3 separate regions of the Mus musculus genome follow, and all the other regions are linked to region 3. A link is a loop called in an ENCODE intact Hi-C map of the cell type or tissue named here. Cell type or tissue: heart. All regions are shown on one strand.

Region 1 (4,000 bases), 170 kb after region 3:
TTCCTTTTGCTTTGTGAGAGGGTGTCTCTGTGATCCCCGCCAGTCTCCTGTCTCAGTTTTTCTAGTAGCAGGATGACTGGGCCTTCACTCCTGTTTTCTCCATAGTTTACGTGATAAGAAATCCCAGGGTTCCGAGATTTCACACGTGACTGTCACTCACGGTTGCTATGGCACTGTTGCTATGGCATCTGTCCACCTGGAACCGCAGAGGCTGACCATACCTTTCTTGCTCCTGATTGGAGGTGTGACTCTGTTACATGTTTGAAACCACCAATGAGGTGTTCCGGGGTCACCTGTCGCTAACAGACTAGAAAAAGGGAGAACTGAGTTTTACACACACACACACACACACACACACACACACACACACACAGAGTTCTTGTTCCTAGTATGAAATACACTGAGGATTTTCCTCACACACAAAAATATTACCAGTGTTAGACAAGATTTAGTGAGGGGTTTTGGCCTTTTCCTTTTCTTTTGTGACAATGTCTTGCTGTGTAGCCCTGGCCGTCCTAGAACTTGCTATGTAGATCTGGAGACCAGGCTGGCCTTGAACCCACAGATATCCTCCTGCCTATGCCTCCCAAGTGCTGGGATTAAAGAGCTGCACCACGTCCTTCCTGCCTCATTCTTTCATTTGATTCTTTATTATTTATTTATTATTACTATATGCATATGGTGTGTGTGTGTGTGTGTGTGTGTGTCTGTGTACATCATGTGAACCTTGTTTCTCTCTACTGTGTGGGTCTCCAATCAAACTGAGGTTCTCAGACTTCCCTCACCCACTGAGCCATCTTGTCAGACCAGGATTTATTTTATTTTATTGTTTTGTTTTGTTTGTGTTCCTGAGAGATAGTCTCATGTAGCCCAGGCTAGCTTGGAACTCAGTATGCAGTTGAGGGTGGACCTTGAACCTCTGATCCTTCCCCCTCCACCACCCCAATGCTGGGATGACAGGCAAGTGTCACCACCCCTGGGTCAAATATTTTGTTTCTTGAGGCTAACCTCTCCGAAGAAAATTCCAGAAAATTTCAGTGGGCAGGCGAATGGGCAAACTTCCATTTGTTGAAGTTCTTCTGCTTTGAAATAAATCGTCCTGGAAGGTTAGGAATTAATGTATTCTGTAGTTAGTTTATTTTTAATAAACCACCCATTGTGGGCTCGGGGCGTGGGAGATTCTCACAGATCGCTCCCGCTCAGACGCCCACGGGTGATGGAAATAAACATGGTAGGTAGGTCATTTAGCAAGCCACAGTCACTCGGGTAGGCTCCCGCGCTCTGTCCTGTTCTTACCCCAGAGACAAGCATTCTGGGTAGACACAGTAGTCATGAAGTCACCCTTAAGCTTGTTGACCTAAAGCCACAAAATCACATGTGACTGCATACACCACTCATTCCAGAGACTGAGGCAGGAGCATTGCCCTGACTTTAAAGTCATACTGTGCTACCACTGAGACCTCTTCTTAAAAAGGAATAGAGGGCTGCAGTGATGGGGGATGGGGCACGTCCCTCTGGTCCTGGGAACCTTGGTGCAGTGTCAACCCCAGGGTAGCGAATGCCCTCTTCTGGCCTCTTCAGGCACTGCATGCCTAGGGCAGACGCTATCACACGTACATAAATAAGAAATAGATTCTTAGCCGGGCGTGGTGGCGCACGCCTTTAATCCCAGCACTCGGGAGGCAGAGGCAGGTGGATTTCTGAGTTTGAGGCCAGCTTGGTCTACAGAGTGAGTTATAGGACAGCCCAAAAAAGAAAGAAAGGTGTTTTAATTGGGAGTTGGAAGCGAATGCCGGTGCCAGTTCACGACCGTCCACATCAGCTCTTACAGTGGGTGAGGTCATGTGACCCAGGCCTGGCCAGTGAGCTCCAAACCCAGGACTTGGTCGGGGAATGGAGAAGGGGTAGAAGCCAATCTTCTTTCTGTGCTCACTTGGCCATGTGAACATCAGCATATCCTAGGCCCCCTCCCCCTCCATCCCTTCCTCTCCCTCTCCCTCCTCTCTTCTGATCTTGGACTCCCAACCATCCTACCTGCGCCTCCAGGCCCCTGATATGGTCTATGTTCTGCTGTGAAAAAGCTCAGAGCCTCCTTGGGGTTAAAAGAGTGATCTGGGGGTTGGGGATTTAGCTCAGTGGTAGAGAGCGCTTGCCTAGCAAACGCAGGGCCTTGGGTTCGGTCCTCAGCTCTGGAAAAAAAAAAAAAAAAGAGTGATCTGATCTGCACTTTTCCCTTTAAACTTTTCTTCTTCTTCTTCTTCTTCTTCTTCTTCTTCTTCTTCTTCTTCTTCTTCTTCTTCTTCTTCTTCTTCTTCTTCTTCTTCTTCTTCTTCTTCTTCTTCTTCTTCTTCCAGACAGGGTGTCACTATGAAGCCCTGGCTGGCCTGGAACTCCTTATGTAAACCAGGCTGGCCTCAAACCCAGAAATCCTCCTGCCTCTGCCTCTTGAGTGCTGGGATTAAAGGTGTGTGCCTTCACCATCCGGCTCTCTCCCTATTCTTTTTAAAGATGTGTTCATCCTTATTTTATGGGCAGAAATGTACCATCTGGGGCTGGTGAGATGGCTCAGTGAGTAAGAGCACCCGACTGCTCTTCCAAAGGTCTGGAGTTCAAATCCCAGCAACCACATGGTGGCTCAAAACCATCCGTAACGAGATCTGACTCCCTCTTCTGGAATGTCTGAAGGCAGCTACAGTGTACTTACATATAATAAATAAATAAATATTAAAAAAAAAAAAGAAATGTACCATCTGCACGTGTACCTGCACACCATGAGTGCTGGTACACTCGAAGGCCAGAAGACAAAATTGGATCCCCTAGAACTGGAGTTACAGACGGTTGTAAGCTGCCATGTGGTGCTGGGAACTAAACCAGGGTCCTCTGCAGGAACACCCAGTGCTGTAACCACTGAGCTGTCCCTCCAGCCCTGGGTCATGTTTTGCATGCAGATGTAAGTGCTTGCTTGGAAGAAGATGGGAGAGAGAACAAGACACACACACACAGACACACAGACACACACACACGGACACGGACACACACACACACACACACACACACGAACACGGACACAGACACAGAATCATTTATCTTCATTTAAGCCCAGATCCAGCTGTGCCTGCAGTCATCACATTCCAATGTCACACACCTGACCTAGTCATTTCCAACAATGAACAAGCATGAGTGGACGAGCTCACCAGTGCACACCCACATGCTGGAGCACAAAAGCAGGATCATGGGCAGAAGAAGGAGGAGGAGCAGGAGCACGGGCAGGAGCAGGAGGAGGAGCAGGAGCAGGAGGAGGGGCAGGAGCAGGAGCAGGAGCAGGAGCAGGAGCAGGAGCAGGAGCAGGAGGAGCAGGAGCAGGAGGAGGAGGAGGAGCAGGAGCAGGAGGAGGAGCAGGAGCAGGAGAAGAAGCAGGAGGAGGAGCAGGGGCAGGAGCAGGGGCAGGAGGAGGAGCACGAGCAGGAGGAGGAGCAGGGGCAGGAGGAGGAACAGGAGCACAAGCAGGAGGAGGAGCAGGAGGAGGAGCAGGAGCACAGGCAGGAGGAGCAGGGGCAGGAGGAGGAGGAGAAGGAGGAGGAACAGGAGCACAGGCAGGAGCAGGGGCAGGAGGAGGAACAGGAACACAGGCAGGAGGAGGAGCAGGAGCACAGAATGGACCTTGAACACGAAAAAGACTTTGAGGCCCATGCGGCACCAACGGACCTGGAAGTCACTGTGCTCTGTGTGTGGAGATTTGAAAGGCCACTCATGGGACTCCATGACAGGACACGAGGACAATAGGTGACTCAGAATTGGCAAGGAGGAGGGGGTTGTGGGTGCTGGTGCCGGGGAGGAGGCGGGTGGATGTAGCTGAGGAGGACGCTGTGTGTGAAGGGATGTCGAGTAAAGGGCAAATTAAACTTAAATTTACAACACTCCTTGGGCTGGGCATGTGTCCCCTGCACTCCTCCACACACTTCCTGTCTCCTGAGTTACAGGGTCTCTTAAAATTCACCCA
Region 2 (4,000 bases), 230 kb after region 3:
AGCCAGGGCTACACAGTGGAACTTTGTATCAGAGAAACAAAGACCTCTCACCTCACAGGGAGCCTCAGTCCAGAGAGTCTTTCTAGCAATGGGGGTTGCTTGAGGACCCCCAGCCCACGACACAGGCAGTCCATCTTCAGATTTTCCCTTCTTACCTTGCTGTTGCCAGGCTGAGGGGTGCCATCCTCAGGATGTGTGGGGACTTCTGCCTCCTGCTCCTCCTCTACTGCCACAGGCTTCACCGCCAGCAGAGCCTGCAGGAAGAACATCAGCCTGGTGGTTCAGGCTGCACCACGCACAGGCTGCGGACCCCTTCCTGGGCCCAGAATAGGGGAATACCATTGTATAGCCCTGGCTGTCCTGGAACTCACTCTGTAGACCAGGCTGGCCTCGAACTCAGAAATCTGCCTGCCTCTGCCTCCCGAGTGCTGGGATTAAAGGCGTGTGCCACCACGCCCGGCTCCAATTGAGTTGACAGGCATCTGTCATCACCCCCTTTGGCCCCTGCTTGTCTTGGTACCTGAGGCTCTGTCTGCTGCACCCGGTCCTGGGCTTCCAACAGCTCCTTGTCAATCTGCTCCAAGCGCGAAGCCCGGATCTAGAGAACAGAGAACACAAAGTCAGCCCCTGACTGACCCCGCCTCCTCCCAGCCTTGGCTCCTCCCATTTCTGACTCCACCTCCTAATTCTCCGCCCAGCCGCGGACTCCTCCCATTCAGCACTGCCCTCCATTCCCCGAAACCCGGTGTGCACTGCCCGCACCTGCGCCCGCTGCACCATCTCGTCGGAGGTACCGAAGCGCTCCTCCATCAGCGAGCGGATGTGCTGGGCCTCGAACTCCAGCTGCTGCCGAATCAGATCCATCTGCATCGAAAACTGCTGGGAGGGGGCACGGGCTGTGATGAGGTGCGTTCTGACCCGGCCTCCTTACCACCGCCACATCCCTGAACCTTCCTTAGGTGCGCCCCGGGAGCTCACCGTGTCCACGTGCGGCAGCTCATCCAAGCGCTTGGACAGGCCCTGGAGCTGAGAGTAATACCATAGCTTCTCCTTCTCCTCTTTCTCTATCTCGCTCAGCAGGAAGCATCTGGTGGAGGGGATGCACCGGACCTCCTCATAGGTGGCATTCTCAGGGACGACCGCCCCCCTCCCCGCCCCTGCTCCCAGCTCTGAGATGGGCATTGAAAGGAACTGAGTGGGTGAAGAAAAGCTGATCAGAAAGAGAAAACAAGGGCTGGAGAGATGGCTCAGTGGTTAAGAGTACTGACTGTTCTCCCTAAGGTCCTGAGTTCAAATCCCAGCAACCACATGGTGGCTTATAACCATCCATAATGAGATCTGATGTCCTTTTCTGGTGTGTCTGAAGACAGCTACAGTATCTTACATATAACAATAAATAGATCTTTAAAAAAAAAAGAAAGAAAGAGAAAACAAAACAAAACAAAACAAAAAACAACCCCTTGGGAGCTGAAGCCAGAGTTTGAGGCCAGCCCTGACCACAAAGTGTAACCCCGTCCCAAACAAGGGTTTAGAGAAATGGCTTATCAGGTAAAGAAACTTGTGGCCAAGCCTGATGACCCAAGCTCCATCTTCAGAACCCACATGATGGAAAGAGAGAAAGTGACTTGTGCGGGTCGCCCTGGACCACATACAAATAAATATAATTGTTAATAAATGTAATTGGAGCCGGGTGTGGTGGCCCACGCCTTTAATCCCAGCACTCGGGAGGCAGAGGCAGGCAGATTTCTGAGTTCGAGGCCAGCCTGGTCTACAGAGTGAGTTCCAGGACAGCCAGGGCTATACAAAGGAACCCTGTCTCGAAAACAAACAAATAAACAAACAAATGTAATCGGAAAAAGCTAGAAGCGGCAATCTAGGGGATGTGTGCCTGCCATCTTAGCACTGTGGGAGAACTTGACCAGCCTTGGCTACTTGGCAAATTTGAGGGCTACTTGAAAGCCTTGACTGAAAAAAAAAAAAAAAAAAGATAAAATAGCCTGGCCTGGCGGTGGTGGCACCTGTAATCTCAGCACTCGGGAGCCTGAGGCCGACGACAGATCTCTGAGTTTGAGGCCATCTTGGTCTACAGGACAGCCAGAGCTACGCAGAGAAACCCTATCTTGAAAAATAAACAAATAACCAGCTAAAAAGGAAAGAACAGGAGATCCTAGGAAGACCCGAGAAGTGCTCCAGCACCTGTCATGTCCAGTGTACACACCAGGGGTCAGGCTCAAGAGTCCCTCTTCATTTACCCTGTCACCCCGGCAGGCACTGAGGAGGCTGAGGCAGAAGACTGACCAGCCTGGACTGCTGGACTGTACGCTGAGACCTCTTTCTTTCTTTCTTTCTTTCTTTCTTTCTTTCTTTCTTTCTTTCTTTCTTTCTCTCTTTCTCTCTTTCTCTCTCCTCTCTCTCTCTTTCCTTATTCCTTTCTTTTTAAAGATTTATTTATTTATTATATATAAGTATACTGTAGTTGTCTTGATACACACCAGAAGAGGGCATTAGATCTTATGTGGTTTCTGGGATTTGGACTCAGGACCTCTGAAAAAGCAGTCAGTGCTCTTAACCGCTGAGCCATCTCCCCAGTACAAGACCCCTTTCTTTAAATTTTTTGTTTAAATAGGCTAAGTTATCGGAGTGGGCAAAGGTATTTGTCGGCAACCTAAGAACCCTGAGTTTGACTCCCGGGATTTCCTGGTGTTCTCTGACTTCCACACATGTGCTATGGTGTCCCCAAAGAAATAAATGTGGTCAGGGATCCAGAAAGGAAAAACAATACCAATTAACAAAGTTCTATTTCCATTTTACAGAGCATTCATCTGAGAAGTTGCGCCGCAGAGCGGACTTAAACTGTTTGTCAAGTGACCTCGTGCAACCCAGAGGGGCCGAGCTGGGTTGCCCCCTTTGGTGCTGCCCCCTCCACTGGCCCTGGGCCCAGAATTTTTGGGCTTCTGTCCTTCTATCAACAAAGGCCTCCTTGAGGATCTCTGGCGTCAGGCCTGTTTCTGAGCCCTGACTTTGGATACGGCTCTGTCCCTAGGGACGCCTGTATGTCTCGGCCCCGGAGATGGGGGTGGAGGCTCTTCTCTCCCAGGAGCCTTTCCCCTTGCCAGGAATGTCCTCATATCCTCTGTCCACCAGTTGGGGTCAGCCAGACAGGGATAGAGTGGAGATGAGTGAAAGAGCCTGGAGGTGGGTGTGGCTGGTTGGGGGCGGGGTCATTGCCAGCGACCCAATCCGAGGGCAGAGGTCCCTGGGGGCAGGTCCTTTCCCACGCCCTCTCACCTCTCCTGGTCCAGTTCTTCCAGCAGGCGGATGGTGGCCCGGCTCAGCTCTCCAAAGCTGTCCTTGGATGGTCCAGAGCCGTGCACTGGGCTTCCCTCTGGAGTCCGGGCGGCAGGCTCCGGGCCCAGGGCTGGAGCATGAAACTTGAGGTTGTACAGGCTACTGATGTCAGTCTGAAGAGCTGGAGGGAGGGAGGCACTGGTGAAGGTCAGTGACCTGCTCTTGCTATATCCCTGCTGGCCATGGGCCGTTCTGGAAGTCACTCACCTTTCAGTTGCTCTAACACTTCTGTCTGCCCGGAAGACACGAGCACTCTCGCCTCCTGCTCCAGCTTGCCCTGGAGGTGTTTCAGGACCTCCTGCGGGCATGGTAGGGAATAGGTCTGTGAGCATCAGGGCTGCCTGGACACACAGACATCTGTCACCCTGGCAGTCCACATGCCTTGAGGACCCCTCCCAAGACATCGGTGCTTTCGTGTCTGTCTTTCTGACCCATGCCCTCCATGCAGGCTCTCACCTTCATTCCAGAAGTCTCTGTCTCAAGCTTGGAGAGATGGCTAGAGTTATCCCTCAGCTCCTGCCTTAAGTGAGTGTTCTCGGCCTTCAGGGCCTCCACCTGGCGCACCAGCTGCTCATATGAGGCCATGGAGCTGGTCATTTTCAACTCCTGCAGTGCCTGGGGGTAAGGGGTCACAACAGTGGGTGCTGGTCAT
Region 3 (4,000 bases):
ACTCAAAGCTTCCAGAGTTTGCTATTCTGGTGGAGGCTTGGTCCTGAGTGCCGTCCTTATCCCAGCCACCAGTTCATTCATTTTATGCCAGCATACACTGGGAGACAGGAGGTGGACATAACCACTGAGGGCTAGGTTAGAGGCAGGGCTGACTACAGCCTCTTCAGGGTGTACCGTGGCCAGCATCCCTGGCATACATCCACTGTACACAGGTATCAACATAGCCCATCAGTGCCTTGTGGGCTCCCTTTCCCACTTAGGCATGACAGATACAGACCTGGCTCAACCGTGCTCACTGGTGTGCAACCTTCCCACTCCTAATCCCCAATTCAGCAATGTTTAGTTGGGCTGGAGTATACTGTGCTTAGTGTGCTTGGAAGATGCTCTTCCCAAATGCAGGAGATGTAGCTCAGTGAGAGGCTGCTGTCATTATATAGGGTGGAGGATTAATCTGCATTCCCCTACATAATAAAGCTTGAGACCAGTTTGAACTTAACTCCTGCCCTGCAGAATGAAGCTCAGACCCACCTTTTCTGAGCCTGTCCCTGATACCCCAGCCATGCCCTAGTCTCTGCCTCCCTCCCTGGATCATGACTTGACCCTTTTCTTCTTTTCTCCTCCTCCTCCTCCTCCTCCTCCTCCTCCTCCTCCTCCTCCTCCTCCTCCTCCTCCTCCTCCTCCTCCTTTTGGTTTTTCAAGACAGAGTTTCTCTGTGTAGCCCTGGCTGTTCTGGAACTCACTCTGTAGACCAGGCCTGCCTCTGTCTCTGCCTCCCAAGTACTGGGATTAAAGGCATGTGTCACCACTGCCTGGCTTGACCCTTTTCTGTTCTACGGCTGGCCTTATCTTGGCCTTGCCCGCAGAGATTCCAGATGCCAGACCCCTGCCTTTCCTCCCTGACCTCTTCCCAAGGCTTTCCTGTCCTTTCTAGTTTACCCAAACCCCCTCCCTCCTTCCTTCCTTCCTGGCCCTTGACTCATGCCTCCGCCCACAAAGCATTGTCCCATCCTTGAGATGTAATACCACGCTCACCAGGAATAGACTCCCCTGGAAGCCTGGTCTCCGCTTTTTTTTTTTTTTTTTTTGAGACAGGGTTTCTCTGTATAGCTGTCCTGGCTGTCCTGGAACTCACTTTGTAGACCAGGCTGGCCTCGAACTCAGAAATCCACCTGCCTCTGCCTCCCGAGTGCTGGGATTAAAGGCGTATGCCACTACGCCTGGCTGTACAATTAATTCTTGCTCCACCCATAAGCCTGGTTTGTAGCACAAGGTTGGCTCTGCCAAGCTCCTAAAACACGACTCCGCCCACGAGACCTGACCACACCCCGAAGACTCAGCCACGCCCACAACTCCAGGCTCTACCCTTACCCTCTGTGCCATTCAACTAGGCCCCACCTTCTCCAGGCCCCGCCCCTGTCGCCTGGTCCTATCCTTCTCCTGCCCTTAAGCTGCAGGCCTTAAGGCTCTGGTAGGCCCCGCCCCCTTCGCAATGCCCCGCCCCACGAGCCCGCGCCACCCGTTTCAGACCCGTTGGCACCAGGCTAACAGCTCCACAACATCGGCGGCCCTGGACGCCGCTGGCGGCCCGCCCTAGGCAGCCAGGCCCCACCAAGCCCGGCCCTCGCAGGTGAGCACCGATGCTCACGAGTTGTGCATCCTTGGGCGCCACTGTGACCTCTCTGTGCTCTAGGGGTCTTGGGCCCGGATGCCAGCACTTGAGACAGGAGATGGTGCCCCCTTGAGGTTCATAAAACCAGACACCGAGGTGGAGCTTACCTACAGGACAGTTTGGTGACCACTAGAGTTCACTAGGGCTGTGCGTCATGGCCGCTGGGGAATACTGCTAATGGGGTGTCTGGTGAGTGGGCAGGAACACTTTGGAACAGGAAGATTTTGGAAACTTTGAAAAACATTGGAAAGGAAGACTGAGTGCAGTAGCAATTCTCAACCTGGGGAGGGTCAAACGACCCTTTCACAGGGGCCACCTAAGACGATCTGAAAAAAACAGATATTTGCATTATGCTTCATGACAGTAGCAAAATTAGTCATGGAATAACAACAAAACCAATTTTGTCGTTGGGGTCCCCACAATATGAGGAACTTATTAAAGGGTCATAGCATTAGGAAGGTTAAGAACCCCTGGACTAGAGTGTTCCCTAGAATCAAGATCTCTTCACACATCCTTCCCACACCCTCTCCAGCCTCAGTTTTCCTCACGTGATAATCAGGGAAAAGCCCAATACCCAGAGCTGGTGCTGAGCCAGGAGGAGGTGGGGCCCCAAGATGCCCTGGGGAAACACATGACTCAGACACCAGGACTCCTTGTCCTGGGGGAAATGTGGGTTCAGCAGACATTAAGACAGTGAAAGCTCTAGAAGAGAGGTGACCAGAGGCAAGATGGGGGACACCCCAGCTGCTCAGGAAGCCCCCAGGAGGCGCATGATTCCCACGGGCCGGTCTGGGAAGTACAGAGTGAAATTTGGAGGGTGAGGAAGAAATCCACCAGGCAGGGTGGTGACAGTGGGGGGCATATGGGTAAACTGGGGGACCGATGGGGTGAGTGCTCAGGTGGTGGTTGAAGATCTGCCCCCCGGGAAGGGAGCAGGGAGGACCCATGTCACCAGGTATAGGGCTGTCTTAAGTTACCAGACCCAGCCAGGAGTGAGAGCACAGGTCTGTCATCCTAGCTCCTCCAGGAGGCTGGAGCAGAATTATGGGTGTAAGAGCAGCAGAGTGAGACCCTGTCACTACACTTAGCAATCCCAAGGCCAGATCTTTTTGTCTCCCTCCTCCTCCTCCTCCTCCTCCTCCTCCTCCTCCTCCTCCTCCTCCTCTTCCTCCTCTTCCTCCTCCTCCTCCTCCTCTTCTTCCTCCTCCTCCTTTGAGACAGGCTTTTGCTATGTAGGGCAGAGTGTCCTTGAACTCACAGCAACCCACTGACTTGGTGTACCAAGGGCAGGGATTAAAGGGATCTGGTGTGGTGCCAACACACCAGATCTATCTTAACATGGCTCCATGCTCATAATATACGCAAGCCGTGAGCTGTCACATATACAACCCCTCAGCTCCGTGGGGTCAGTCAGCAAACATGGACTGAGCATGTGTGGGGTGTGGGGTGGGCCTTGCAGGAGCAGGTGGAACAGGAGGGGCATGGAGGAGACTGGACGGGCCAGCCACAGCTTCCTCACTAGGGCTCGAGGCTACAGCATCTCAGAGGTGGGGTTCCTTGCCTCAGGTGACCAGCTATAGATGGGGGATGTAATGCTGGGTCCTGCAAGTCCAGAGAGCAGTTCTGAGGTAGACATGAGAAGGTGAGATATGCATGTATGATAGATAGATAGAGAGATAGAGAGATAGAGAGATAGAGAGATAGAGAGATAGATAGATAGATAGATAGATAGATCCATCCTCTAACCTATACCCCAGCCTTTATTTTTTTTATTGATTTTTGTGAATACCTAGGGCTACTTCTTTTCTTTTCTTTTTCCTTTTCCCGTTTTATTGGATATTTTCTTTATTTACATTTCAAATGTTGTCCCATTTCCAGGTCTCCCTTCCAGAACCCCCTATCCCATCTCCCCACCCTCCAGTCTTTATTTTATTCCAACACAAGGTCTTGCTGCTCACCCCCGAGCCAGGCTGGGACTTGAAGCCATCCATACTCGTGCTTCAGCCTCCCTTGTGCTGGGATTCCCTTGTGATTGGCTTTTGCGGCAGTATTTTAGAGAGCAGATCTCAAGGTCCATGAGGGTAGTGTCAGACACCATCCAGAAGCACTGGACAGCCAGGGTGATTGTGACTTAGGGGTCTTTCTTCCCCACTCCACAGCCCCACCGGCATGGATGGAGTTCATCTCGGGGAGAACCTTGAGGATAAAGACACAGGTGCGGTCTCACATCATCGGGATGGCAGGATGGAGAGGGAGGAGAAGCGGGGTGACAGAGGGGTACCCCTCAGCCCTCACTAGAGACTAAAATGGGGTTATGTCCTCAGTCTGTCC

What was found. Hi-C counts contacts between places; a loop is a spot of excess contacts. Peaks named below come from ENCODE experiments on the same cell type or tissue, not always from the same donor. Only the 100,000 strongest peaks of a DNase experiment are listed, where the experiment ranks them.
Region 1: a loop joins it to region 3, with 2.9 times the contacts of the local background. A loop is called at or near these places in 1 of 42 quality-filtered maps.
Region 2: it touches region 3 in a loop (2.3-fold over the local background); 1 of 42 quality-filtered maps calls a loop at or near these places.

The regions. Positions count from the first base shown.
Region 1 is chr10:80,367,753-80,371,752 of GRCm38, reverse strand. No RefSeq gene overlaps it. Among named protein-coding and RNA genes, the nearest start is that of Plk5, 13 kb to the right of the region's middle. In heart, a CTCF peak has its summit at 1,574 (motif pointing left); a DNase peak (open chromatin) is centred at 172; H3K4me3 peaks cover 305 bases; H3K27me3 peaks cover 1,074 bases.
Region 2 is chr10:80,301,783-80,305,782 of GRCm38, reverse strand. Apc2 (APC regulator of WNT signaling pathway 2) reads right to left here. Exons shown (of 15, transcript NM_001372241.1): 2 at 3,805-3,963; 3 at 3,556-3,646; 4 at 3,289-3,469; 5 at 979-1,087; 6 at 763-876; 7 at 521-598; 8 at 156-254. Among named protein-coding and RNA genes, the nearest start is that of Apc2, 2.7 kb to the right of the region's middle. In heart, CTCF peaks have their summits at 2,212 and 3,278; a DNase peak (open chromatin) is centred at 3,172; H3K4me3 peaks cover 1,471 bases; H3K27ac peaks cover 568 bases; H3K27me3 peaks cover 3,263 bases.
Region 3 is chr10:80,536,643-80,540,642 of GRCm38, reverse strand. It overlaps Atp8b3 (ATPase, class I, type 8B, member 3), which reads left to right and starts at 1,519. Exons shown (of 28, transcript NM_026094.3): 1 at 1,519-1,627; 2 at 3,829-3,884. The coding sequence starts at 3,839. In heart, a CTCF peak has its summit at 1,730 (motif pointing left); DNase peaks (open chromatin) are centred at 1,412 and 2,302; H3K4me3 peaks cover 1,201 bases; H3K27ac peaks cover 823 bases; H3K27me3 peaks cover 1,244 bases.